Regions from separate parts of the Homo sapiens genome. Here region 1 is linked to region 2. The links are chromatin loops, found by intact Hi-C in ENCODE. Cell type or tissue: B cell. All regions are shown on one strand. Links, peaks and the distances in the headings refer to the core of each region. The heading gives the core; the rest is flanking DNA. Region 1 holds the start of UEVLD (UEV and lactate/malate dehyrogenase domains). Region 2 holds the start of TMEM86A (transmembrane protein 86A).

Region 1 (5,320 bases), core at 1-5,000, 110 kb before region 2:
ACCCAGCCCTCATATCTATTTTTTTTCCATAATAATGTCAAGGTTATCCTTGGCCTTCTGCTCTTCTGAATGAATTTTAGAATCAGTTTGAAGTTTCCAAGAAATGCATTGACCCTATAGATAAATTTGGAGAGAACTGACAATCTTCACATCTATGAAACTGGGATATCTATTTAATTAGATTTTTTACTTTCTCCATAGTTGCTTAATTTTTTAATGTACTGATCACTTCTCCATCGATTTTTTCTGCAACAAAATTATTTCTAAGTTTTAAAAAATTTTAAATTCATTTTTTTTTATTTTTTTGAGATGGGGTCTCCCTCTGTTGCCCAGGCTGGAGTGCAGTGGCACGATCTTGGGCCACTGTAACCTCCACCTCCCAGGTTCAAGTGATTCTCCTGCTTCAGCCTCCCGAGTAGATGGGATTACAGGAGCGGGCCACCACGCCTGGCTTATTTTTTTGTATTTTTAGTAGAGATGGGGTTTCACCATGTTGGACAGGCCGATCTCGAACTCCTGGCCGCAGGTGATCTACCCGCCTCGGTCTCCCAAAGTGCTGGAATTACAGACGTGAGCTACCGTGCCTGGCCTTACATTTATTTCTACTTTTTAGAGACACGGTCTCGTTCTGTCTCCCAGGCTGGCAAGCAGTGGCACAATCATAGCTCTCTGCATACTCAAACACCAGGGCTCAAGCTATTCTCCTGCCTCAGCCTCTCAAGTAGCGGGGACTACAGGCATGAGTAACTGTGCCTAGACTAAAATTATTTCTAGATATTAAACAATATTATTTGCAGACTGCAGTGAATGGTCAGGAAACTTCATATATTTGCTGCACTGACTTGTTTCTGATTGGTTTCCTTAATTTATACAGCCAACAAATACTTATTAATAATAAGCTACCCCAGCCTGGCCAATATGACGAAACCTCGTCGCTACTAAAAATACAAAAAAAATTAGCCGGGCTTGGTGGTGGGCGCCTGTAGTCCCAGCTACTCAGGATGCTAAGGCAGGAGAATCGCTTGAACCCAGGAGGCGGAGATGGCAGTGAGCAGAGATCGCGCCACTGCACTTCAACCTGGGTGACAGAGCGAGACTCCGTCTCAAAACAAACAGTAATAATAATAATAAGCTACCTATGTGCCAGACTCTATGCTATGCACTGATGGGGAAAAAAAAATCCTCTACTATTCTACTCTCACCCTTGAAAAAACCATTGTCTCTCTTCTTTTCCTTCATTCCAGTGCCACCAAAAATATGCTCTATGTTTGAATCTTAACTTGAACAATTCTTCCCATCGGACAATCCATCATCCTCTGCACATTAAAACTTGAATGGTTCTTTTAATTTCACATGCTCTGAAGAGGAGACAGAAAGGGTAGCATTATGATACTTCTCTTCCTACAAGATCTGCACCTGTCGCAGTAGATAAATTCATTCAAGTCACTTACATAAACAATTTCAATCTTAGGACTTCAAAACCTCCCACGGGTATGTAAACTGCCCCAACAAAGAAAGAGGCAAGTATAACAAAAATGGCATAAACTATGGTTTCTGCATTAGGAAGTCTTAAGAAGCATTAAGAATTATTTAAGGCCGGGTGCGGTGGTTCATACCTGTAATTCCACCACTTTGGGAGGCTCAGGCGAGTGGATCACTTGAGGTCAAGAGTTCGAGACCAGACTGGCCAACATGGTGAAAACCCATCTCTACTAAAATACAAAAATTAGCCAGGCATGGTGGCACGCGCCTGTAGTCCCAGCTACTTGGGAGGCTGAGGCACGAGAATCGGCTTGAACCCGGGAGGTGGAGGTTGCAGTGAGCCTAGATCGCACCACTGCACTCCAGCCTGGGGGACAGAGCAAGACTCTGTCAAAAAAAAAAACACAAAAAACAAAAAACCACCTTAACTAGGAAACTGGTGAAAACTAGTCTTCTTAACTAGAAAATTGGCGGGGATTCCCTCAGATTGTACACCGGAAACTCAGGCTAGTCAGGTCTCAGAAATATAGGTCAGATTTCTAGGTCGGCCCGCCTACTCCCCAGCCTTCCAACATTAAGATCTCTCCAGGGCCTTCAAGCTCTGTCTTCATCTCTAAATCTACTCAGGTCTTTCATTCACTGCACAGTTACTTAGTACCTATGGTGTTGTCAAACATAGTGGCTAGAGGAAGGGAATACAAAAGCACAATGTCTGCAGTCAAAGGGGCTCACAGCAAGATTACGGTTTGTAAATACATAATTACTCCACAATGTGATAATCGATATCTTTCAAAACAGAAGGGTTGATTCAATCTTACAGGGAGTGACTGAGTTGGGTCTTACAAAGGATGAGCTTTGCAATTCAAGAAAAAAGAAAAAAAAGGCAGACCATTTCAGCAGAGAGAAAGAGAGAAAGGCGTGGTTAGGCGTGTGCTGGGAGCTGTTTGAGGTCAGTGAAGCTGGGGGTATGAGGAGGGCTCGCACCAGGTGGAGGTTGGGAAACCTCAGAGTTGCGGGAGAAATCAGAATCCAGGTCCCCTCAGCCTCCCTGGGGCCGCGCCCCATAGCCGGTTTCAGACCAGCCGCCCCGGCTCCAAGCCCCACTACAAGCCGGGAAACGCAAAACGGAGGCAACCTGGCCAAAGGCAGAGGCACCCCCCGCAAGACCCTGAGGACCCAAACTGGCCCAGCGGACTGCCCGCACCTTGCCAAGCAGCCGTCTCAGGCCCTCGCAGTCGAACTCCATCTCCAGGCCGGTCCCGAGCTAGGTCCCAGGACTCCAGCCCCCGGACCTTCTTCCGGACTTGCTGCAGGACGGAAGCCGCTGAGGACCAAACTTCCCGGCGGTCCAAGGCCCCGCCCCTTCCCAGACTGGAAATTCCACCCGCATTCAACGCCCCGGGCTCAGCCGCGGCTGCGCCCGGAATCCGGGGCCTCTCCTTCGTGACCCCGGAGTGGGCAAGTGACGAGGGCACGGCCAGAAACGCATTGGCGTCAAGGAAACCACGACCCATCTTCCTGGAAGGAAACTTGGGGACACTTATGAAGAGAAGACTAGGAAGGACCGGAGTAGAAGCACTAAAGGAGGTAGAGGCAACACGCGGTGTTCTTGAAGAGTTTCCAGACAGATGTATTAAATTCCACAGTGTATCAGGAAAGAGCAAGACCGAAAATTGCAGTTGAATTTAGGAAGGAGGCGGTAATGGAACTTCAGAAGCAAAATTTCAGGGAGTAGAAAGGAAAAACAAAGTCAGGAGGAGCCTTGCCGGAGAAGCGGAGATAGGACAGCCCCAGCATGAGGGTGGCTTAGCACGGGGAGAGTGGTTGCTTTTTTTATTTTTTTTAGGGGTGCCATAACAATGTTGGTGGTCAAAGAGAGGAGAAATCCAGGTGAACAAATAGTTGGAAAACAAGAGAGGAGGGAGATGGGTGGATAAGGTCATCTGGAGAAGGTGGGTGAAGAAGAGATGCAGGATACAGTAATTTTCTGGCGTTGTTTGATCTCCTTGGCCCATGGCTGACTTACCTGCCCTGTATCCCTGGCCTGAGCCACTGAAGCGAAAAGTCCCAGGAGCTGGATATTGTAATTGTCAAGAGGTTGGACATATAGGAGAGAGATTGTATTTATAGGAAGATCTGAAGGGAGTGCTGCCCTGACTCAGGAGAAGAAGCTGAAAAGCTGGAAGGAACATTCATTCAGAAAGTTTTTGTTGAGCATCTACTACTTGCCAGCTATTTTTCCAGGTCTCAGGATACAGCCGTGAACAAAATACACTCAGATAGCTGATGTCTTAAGGGTGTCATTCCTTTATTAGCAGAGAGAGAGCAAAACAATAAATGTAATAAGTAAATTATTCAGCATGTCAGAAGGTTGATTACGTGTTGTGGAGAATAAATTCTGAAAAGGGTAGGGAGATTGGGGTAGGTCTCACTGAGGGGTGAGGGAGTAAGTGTTACGAATCCGAGTGCAGACAAAGCAGTAGCCTAAGGCATGTGCCCAGGGAGGCTCAACACAGCAAGGAGGCCAGTGTGGCTGGAGTAGAATGAAGTAAGATGGGAGTGGAGACAAGGAGGCTAAGTCAGGGAAATAAGACGGGGGAACAAGTGGTTTAGAGAAGTGAGTCTTCTAGTGTGAGCCCCAGATCTGCAGCCTCAGGTGCTGGGAGTTGTTAGAAATGCAGATGCTAAGACCTCAACCCCAGCTTTATTCAATCACAGGCTCTGGGGTTGGGGACCAGCAATTCTCTTTTAACAATTCTTCCAGATGATTCTGATGGGTGATGAAGTCCAAGAACCACTGTGGGACTTTGTAGACAATTGTAAGGACTCTGGCCTGTCCCTGCCCTCCAGCCAGAGACCATCAGGAACACACCTGTGCTTAAACAAGTTGAGTTCATTATTAATAGTTCTTGCAGTGAGGAAGCAGGTGTTGTGGAGGACCATTGGGACAGCTTGGTGAGGGTGAGAGAACCTATTATAGAATTTGGGCGATTTGCGGGAGGGCTCAAGAAAGCCAGGCTTCACCCTGGATTGGGTGCTGTCAGAAAGCAGGGACATTTCTGTGACTAGGTATCTGAATAAGTATTGTCTATAAGATGGACAGACTAGAGTGAGGATAAAGCTATACCTAGTAAAGAAGCAGCAGTCACTCATAATAGCAGAGAAGGACGTTTGGTATTTCATGGCTTGCACAGTGACCTTGCTCTCTTGTCTCTGCTTAGACACAATTTTGAAATGGCCTTGTTGTTGTGTCCCTTTTTTATAGTCTGACTGACCTTGTCTCATGTTGGTGTTCTGTGAGATTATGTCCCACAGAAGAATAACTGGGCCAAGCTGTGAGCATCAGGCCAGCTTCTAACAACCCTGAAGTCTAGCTGTGTCAGACCAGCTCTCAGATGTCAGGGCCTGCCTCTTCCTTTCTCAGGCTTTTAATCTGGGAGAAAGAGAAAGCCACTGGGAGGTTTCGAACAGAACAGTGACATGATCTGACTGAGCTTTAAAAAAATATTAATAACTCTGCAGTGTTGTGAAGAGGCAGTAGTGTCAGGCAAGAGTAGGCCAGAAGACAAGGTAGGAGGAAGATTACAGAGAAAAGCTGATAGAAGGGCTGTTAAGTGCATCTCAGCCAGATCTAACCAACCTTAAAACAGTAGAACTGCCAGGGGCTCCAAATTCTAATAGATCCTGCCAGAAATCCGTGGTATAAGGAAAAGATACCAGTTAGCAGCAAGGCCAGAGCAAGATTCTTCCATCTTTTATGAAAGAGCCTTTTATGAAAGAGGCCTTCCAACCAAACCAATTCTCTTCTGGTCTAGTCACTATGCACACTTTATGCCAG
Region 2 (5,371 bases), core at 183-5,182:
CTACCAAAAGGGAGAAATGCCCATTTTCAGGAAGCCTTATCCCACTTTCTGCCTCCTGCAATATGCAATTCAAAATAAAAACACTAGTAAATAGTAAACACTAGTAAATAGTAAATGAAAATTTACTTTTGAAACAACAAATCTCAACCATATGAATGAAGTCAGAATAAGCTCTTTCTCTTTGGGAAGAGGGTGGTGCCCTTGCTTTGTGGGTGCCTATATCAGCCAGGGTACTGGCACACTCAATAATTTAACTGAAGAGAATTTAATGACTATTTGCAGAGACGAAACTAGCCATGGGTGAGGAGGCACCTAAAGACTAGCAATAGCACTGGGCACAGTAGCTCATGCCTGTAATCCCAGCACTTTGGGAGGCCGAGGCGGGTGGATCACCTGAGGTCAGGAGTTCGAGAGCAGCCTGACCAACATGGTAAAACCCCATCTCTACTAAAAATACAAAATTAGCCGGGCGTGGTGGCACATACCTGTAATCCCAGCTACCAGGGAAGCTGAGGCAGGAGAATCGCTTGAACCCAGGAGGCAGAGGTTGCAGTGAGCATAGATCACACCACTGCATGGCAGCCTGGGGGACAGAGCAAGACCCTGTCTCAAAAAAAAAAAAAAAAAAAAAAGACTAGCAACAGCAGGAAACTGTTGCCACCCCTGGCCTGAAGGTATGGGGAGGGAGCCTGGGGCTGTAGCCATGGAGAAGCAGGCCACAGCCAGAATCTCAGCCTGGTCCATCAGGCCTCGTCCATGTTCTCATCTCCTGCCTCTGAATTTCATTGGCTGAACTCAGCCAGAAGCCAGGGCCCTGGTGATCCCTGAAGATACAGTCCATAGAGCTCAGGCTCCCAGGACAGGGTAGAGAAGAGCCAAGAATGAATCTAGGTGGTGGGAAGGCAAATGGAGAAAAACCGGCATTGAGGGGGGATGCCTCTGCTTTGTAGGCGACTTGTGTATATGATTAGTTTGCCTACTGGGTAATCAAGCACTGAGTGGAACCCTGTAGATGGGAGTTCTAAGTCTCATGTTTTGTATTGTTAGGTATTTGTATGTGCAAGCTTCTTAGAACTGGTGCCACTAATTAGTAGGTCTTGGGTGGGGCAACGGCATCTATGTTTTTAAAAGCTTTCCAAGTAATTTTGATAGGTACCACTTGTTGAGAACCACGGATATAGTCCACCTTCTCATTTTTATAGAGAGGCAAACTAAGGTCTAGAGAAATGAAAAATGCCCTGACTTGGCAAATTTCTGTTTGAGAACTATCCCTCAGGTGATGTTAGAGGGTTTGGCTGGAAAACTGGAATATTTGCACCTTCTACTAGCCCATTTCCTCCATTTTATTCATGAGAAATCTGAAGCTCCAAAGATGGAATGATGTGCTCAATTATACACCACAGTAGTGAGTCATGGAGAAGGAAGCACTAGGACTAAGAATGGCATTTCTAACTCTCAAGCCAGTGTTCTCTCTAGGCAGCACACTTGGTAGAAATGTGTGTGTGTGTGTGTGTGAGTGACAAAGCCCTGGGGCAGCAGTTATAGTCCTTCATTCTGGTAAGGTGCTCTCCCCAAAGCCCCTAACTGGAAAGAAAGAGGAGTAGGCAGAGGTCATTGACCCTTAGAACTCTATGCTGGAGGGGACTGGAGGGGATGGGGGGAAGATCTGGGTGACTCCTGTCCCAAGCCTTGACTCTCACTCTTGTTGTACTGGACTCTGAATCTCTGGTTGCCAATTCTGTCACCAGAAGAGGACTATCACCCCTCTGAATGGGTGTTGGGACTTTAGGGAAAACTGGGTAGGATCCAGAAGGAAAAGGAAGAGACCCATTGTGGGAGGGGCTTACAGGAGACTTCAGCCTGTCGGTCTCTGCCCAAACAGCACAAGGCTCAGGACCAGCACAAGGGCCTGTGTCACCATGCCAGGATGTTTGAAACTCCTTTTTGGCTGCTAATTAGGGCTGGTCACCCCTTTCCCATCAATTCCCAAAGCCTGACACACAGCTACTGCCCTTCTACAGTAGCTTACAGACTACTTGCCCATCCTTTGAGATACAGCTGAAATCTCCATCTCCAGGATTGCTAGACTTAAATTTCCTAAAACCAGCAGCCCTTCCTCTTCCCCAACCTACACATGTCAGAGTTGGGTGGAACCTTAGAACTCACCCGCTCATCTTCTAAGTGAGGAAATCAAGACCAGAGAGGGGAAGTGATTCACCCAATCTAACAGCATGGAAGTGGCAAAACTGGGACTAGATTTCAGTCCATCTGGCCACCTACCTCTCCATGTAATTCCAATGATTCTGAACATGCACCGCTCTGAATGAGCTTGTGTTCCTTTAGTCTACGTAAAATCAACATTAAATCCACTTGGGACGTATTTTTGGCAAAGTTAGCTCACGCTTCTTTGGGTCTGCCTGTCTGTCATTCTTGGGGTGCTCTTGTATGTGTGGCAGTGGTCTCTGAGTTGTAAGAGGTGTGTGCCTACGGCCAATTATCTGTGTTTGTTTCTATATTAGGGTCATGGGTCTACGAGCTGCTGTAGAGTCCCTGTATATGTCTCTTTTCTTACATGGAGCATATATGTCAATTTGTGGTTGTTGGTTTTGGATCTGTGTACTTGTTGAGTGCTTAAGGGTAATTATGATTCTGTATGTGTGATGTATATGCTACGATTATGGGTCCATGGCTGCTGCATACCTATATACGTGCCGCTTTTCAAGTCGAAGGTTGTGTGTTTGCTGATGATTTGGATGTGTGTTTGTACACAGTGAAGGTTGTGAGTCCAATTGCAATCGTATCGGCGTGGACTGCATGTTTAAAGGCTTAAGGGAATCTGTCTTTGCCTTTTGCTCCCGGGTTATGAGAAAATGTATGTGGCTGTGCGTCCAGGACAGCAATGTGTTTGTCTCTCAGCCAAGCTCAGTCCTCACCCAGGCACCGGGGTCACGGTCACGTTCACGTTCCGTGGACGCCTTGGCACGGCCTCCCAAGGGGGCGGGGCCTGGGGGGTATCCGCCTTCTGACCCCTGGGAGATGCCTCCTTTCTCCGAGCAGCAGCCGGGGGCCTGGCCGGCGCCGCCAGCCGGGCCCCGCCCCCCCGGCTCCCGCCCGCTCATTGGCCCTGGCAGCGGTGACGTCACGGGGCTAGCTGACAGAACCCCGGCGCCGGGCGCTCGGGAGGTATTGTCCGTCCCTCCGGGCTTTGTAGAATCGTCGCCGGCTTACCTGGCCGTGGGCGCGTCCTGGCCGCTGCAGCCCGGAGCAGGGTGCCAGCCGCCGCCGCCGCCGCCATGGTGTCCCCGGTCACTGTGGTGAGTGAGCGAGCGAGCGAGCCAGTGCCCGGCGCGGCTGGAGCCCACCGGCCTGGCCACCGGACTTCGGCAGGCCGAGCTGCCGAAGGGGCCGAGGCGGGGCGGGGGTCCCGTGGCGGCCGGAGTCCCGCGGCGGGAGGCGGGCGCTGTCACCGCCCCCCGCTCCTCAGACTCGCGGCGCCCCTCCTCGCGCGCCCCCAGCCCGCCCGCGGAGGGAGGAAAACACTGGCCACGTGACTCGGAAGCGTGACTTTGTTGATCTCCATGTATTTGGCGCGGGTCGGCGGGGTCGCGGCCCGGGAGAGGGAGGGGACCGCTGCCGGCCGCAGAGTTCCGCGTAGGCGGACCACAGGGAGGCGTGGGGGCGGGGGATGCTGGGAGGATAACAGGGACCTCCTGGGAATGCCGTCCCAAGTTTGTTTCCTAACCTTCCTCATTTTGTAAACAAGTTGGCGGACGCCCCTGAGTCTAAGAAGCGCTGATAACGCGCTGGGGGAAAAGGGGGCATTCTCTATGACATCCCCTGCTTTTCAGACTTTCTCAACTTGAACCTTTTGTTTCGTCTCCCCATCCTCCTTATTCTACTACTGGGTTCCCTATAACTGTCAGGGTCTCTCCAGCTACTGCCAGTATCTCCTTCTAGAAAATATGGGGCTGGGAGAGGCCATGGAGCGGAGGTTAATGCTCCCAGGGGCTGGCAGGTGGTTGCTGGGCATTGTGGGCCTGGGCATCCCCTCCAGCCGCCTCCTCTGACCATGCCCCTACCCTGACCAGCCTTAATTTCCATGGGAAGTGGAAGTCATCTCTTCTCACTGCTCTTACCTCTGGCAGAACAAGGAAAGGCTTGGACCCTGGAACCACCCATCCGCCTCTTCCCAATCCTCCTCATCACAGTCTGATCAGTCCTTAGGTACCTGGTCGTCTGGACTCTGAGTGTTTCCCAAGTCCTGTGCTGGGCAGCTCACCTAGCCAGAGACACAATCGCTTTGGGCAGAGTGTGGGTGTACAGGGAACTCCAGCTGCTCCATATCACCCTCAATGGATCTGTTAGCAGCCCAAGGAAAGGAGTTTCAAGGATCACAGATTCAGAACATCGCTGCAGCCCCCTCCCCCAGCTTGGACTCTGCCTGCAGTGGCCTTGGGTACAACCTTTCTTTAGCTGCCCTCTGCTAATCCGGCTGAGACCAAGTCAGCTGCTCTAACTTCCCCCTCTCAGTTCCCCATCTCCCAGCCTGTCTGCTGGCTCCAGATCAGAAGCTGGGAATAGAACCTCTCCCCCCTTTCCTGCCTCTTTCTGGTGTGGCTTGAGTTGCTCTTGTTCTCTGGGAAATGAGGCTGACTGACACACACCCTCCCTTCCCCCAATCCTTGAAATCTTTGGTGTTTGAAGGACAATTTTCTTGCTCCCAACTCATGGGTCCATTTATCTAGCCAGCATCCCTAGCATAGCCCTCCTTGCCCTTGATGCCACCTTCAGGCTGGGGCAGGTGGAGTGGAGGCTGAGGAACAGACTGGTTGAGGAGGAGAGAGGCTGTGGTGGCTGAGGTGATTGCCATTGCCTGCTTTCCCACATTCCTGGCACACACCTGGTGTTGCCAGGGCCCTAAGGCTGCACCCTGGCCCCATGCTGAGGATCACGAGTTGGCCAGTCAGGGTGTCTCTGTGGTTTCCCACTGACTTCACTCCATTCCAGAGTGAACAGCTGGGGGCTGTTGCTGGCAGAGAGGAGGGGCTAAAGGGGCCCTGAGGAGGGAGAAGGAGGGGGCAGGAAGGGAGAAGCACACTAGGCTGCAGAAGGGTGCCCCTCCTAATATACTGAGCCTCAGGGCAGTAATGGGTTTGGCCACAACCTGCTGGCTGGTAGAGGCAGGCCAGGCTGGGTTTCTCTGTGTCAGTCTTCTCAGGTTGGGGGTGGAAGTGAGGTGGGGGTATGGATGGGAGTGTCTCTGGGGTGGATGCCTAGGCTGAGGGTGCTGGCTTTCAACCCCCAAGTTCTGAGTGCTGCCCTTGTCCTGTGTCCTCCAGGTGAAGAGTGAAGGACCCAAACTGGTGCCGTT

The links. Peaks named below come from ENCODE experiments on the same cell type or tissue, not always from the same donor. Only the 100,000 strongest peaks of a DNase experiment are listed, where the experiment ranks them.
Region 1: it touches region 2 in a loop (10-fold over the local background); 17 of 110 quality-filtered maps call a loop at or near these places.

What each region holds. Positions count from the first base shown.
Region 1 is chr11:18,585,927-18,591,246 of GRCh38, forward strand. UEVLD (UEV and lactate/malate dehyrogenase domains) reads right to left here and starts at 2,808. Exons shown (of 12, transcript NM_001040697.4): 1 at 2,687-2,808. The coding sequence starts at 2,728. LOC112268073 (a long non-coding RNA gene) reads right to left here. Exons shown (of 4, transcript XR_002957242.2): 3 at 4,610-4,915; 4 at 4,167-4,354. RefSeq lists enhancers at 1,856-1,965, 2,366-2,515, 2,556-2,615, 2,676-2,970, 2,876-2,925. In B cell, for the core only: no CTCF peak of the experiment used is centred there; DNase peaks (open chromatin) are centred at 2,115 and 2,755; H3K4me3 peaks cover 1,732 bases; H3K27ac peaks cover 1,926 bases.
Region 2 is chr11:18,695,594-18,700,964 of GRCh38, forward strand. TMEM86A (transmembrane protein 86A) reads left to right here and starts at 3,186. Exons shown (of 3, transcript NM_153347.3): 1 at 3,186-3,314; 2 at 5,340-5,371. The coding sequence starts at 3,294. RefSeq lists an enhancer at 2,893-3,394 and a silencer at 2,988-3,297. In B cell, for the core only: no CTCF peak of the experiment used is centred there; DNase peaks (open chromatin) are centred at 3,088, 4,498 and 4,734; H3K4me3 peaks cover 1,558 bases; H3K27ac peaks cover 390 bases; H3K27me3 peaks cover 1,365 bases.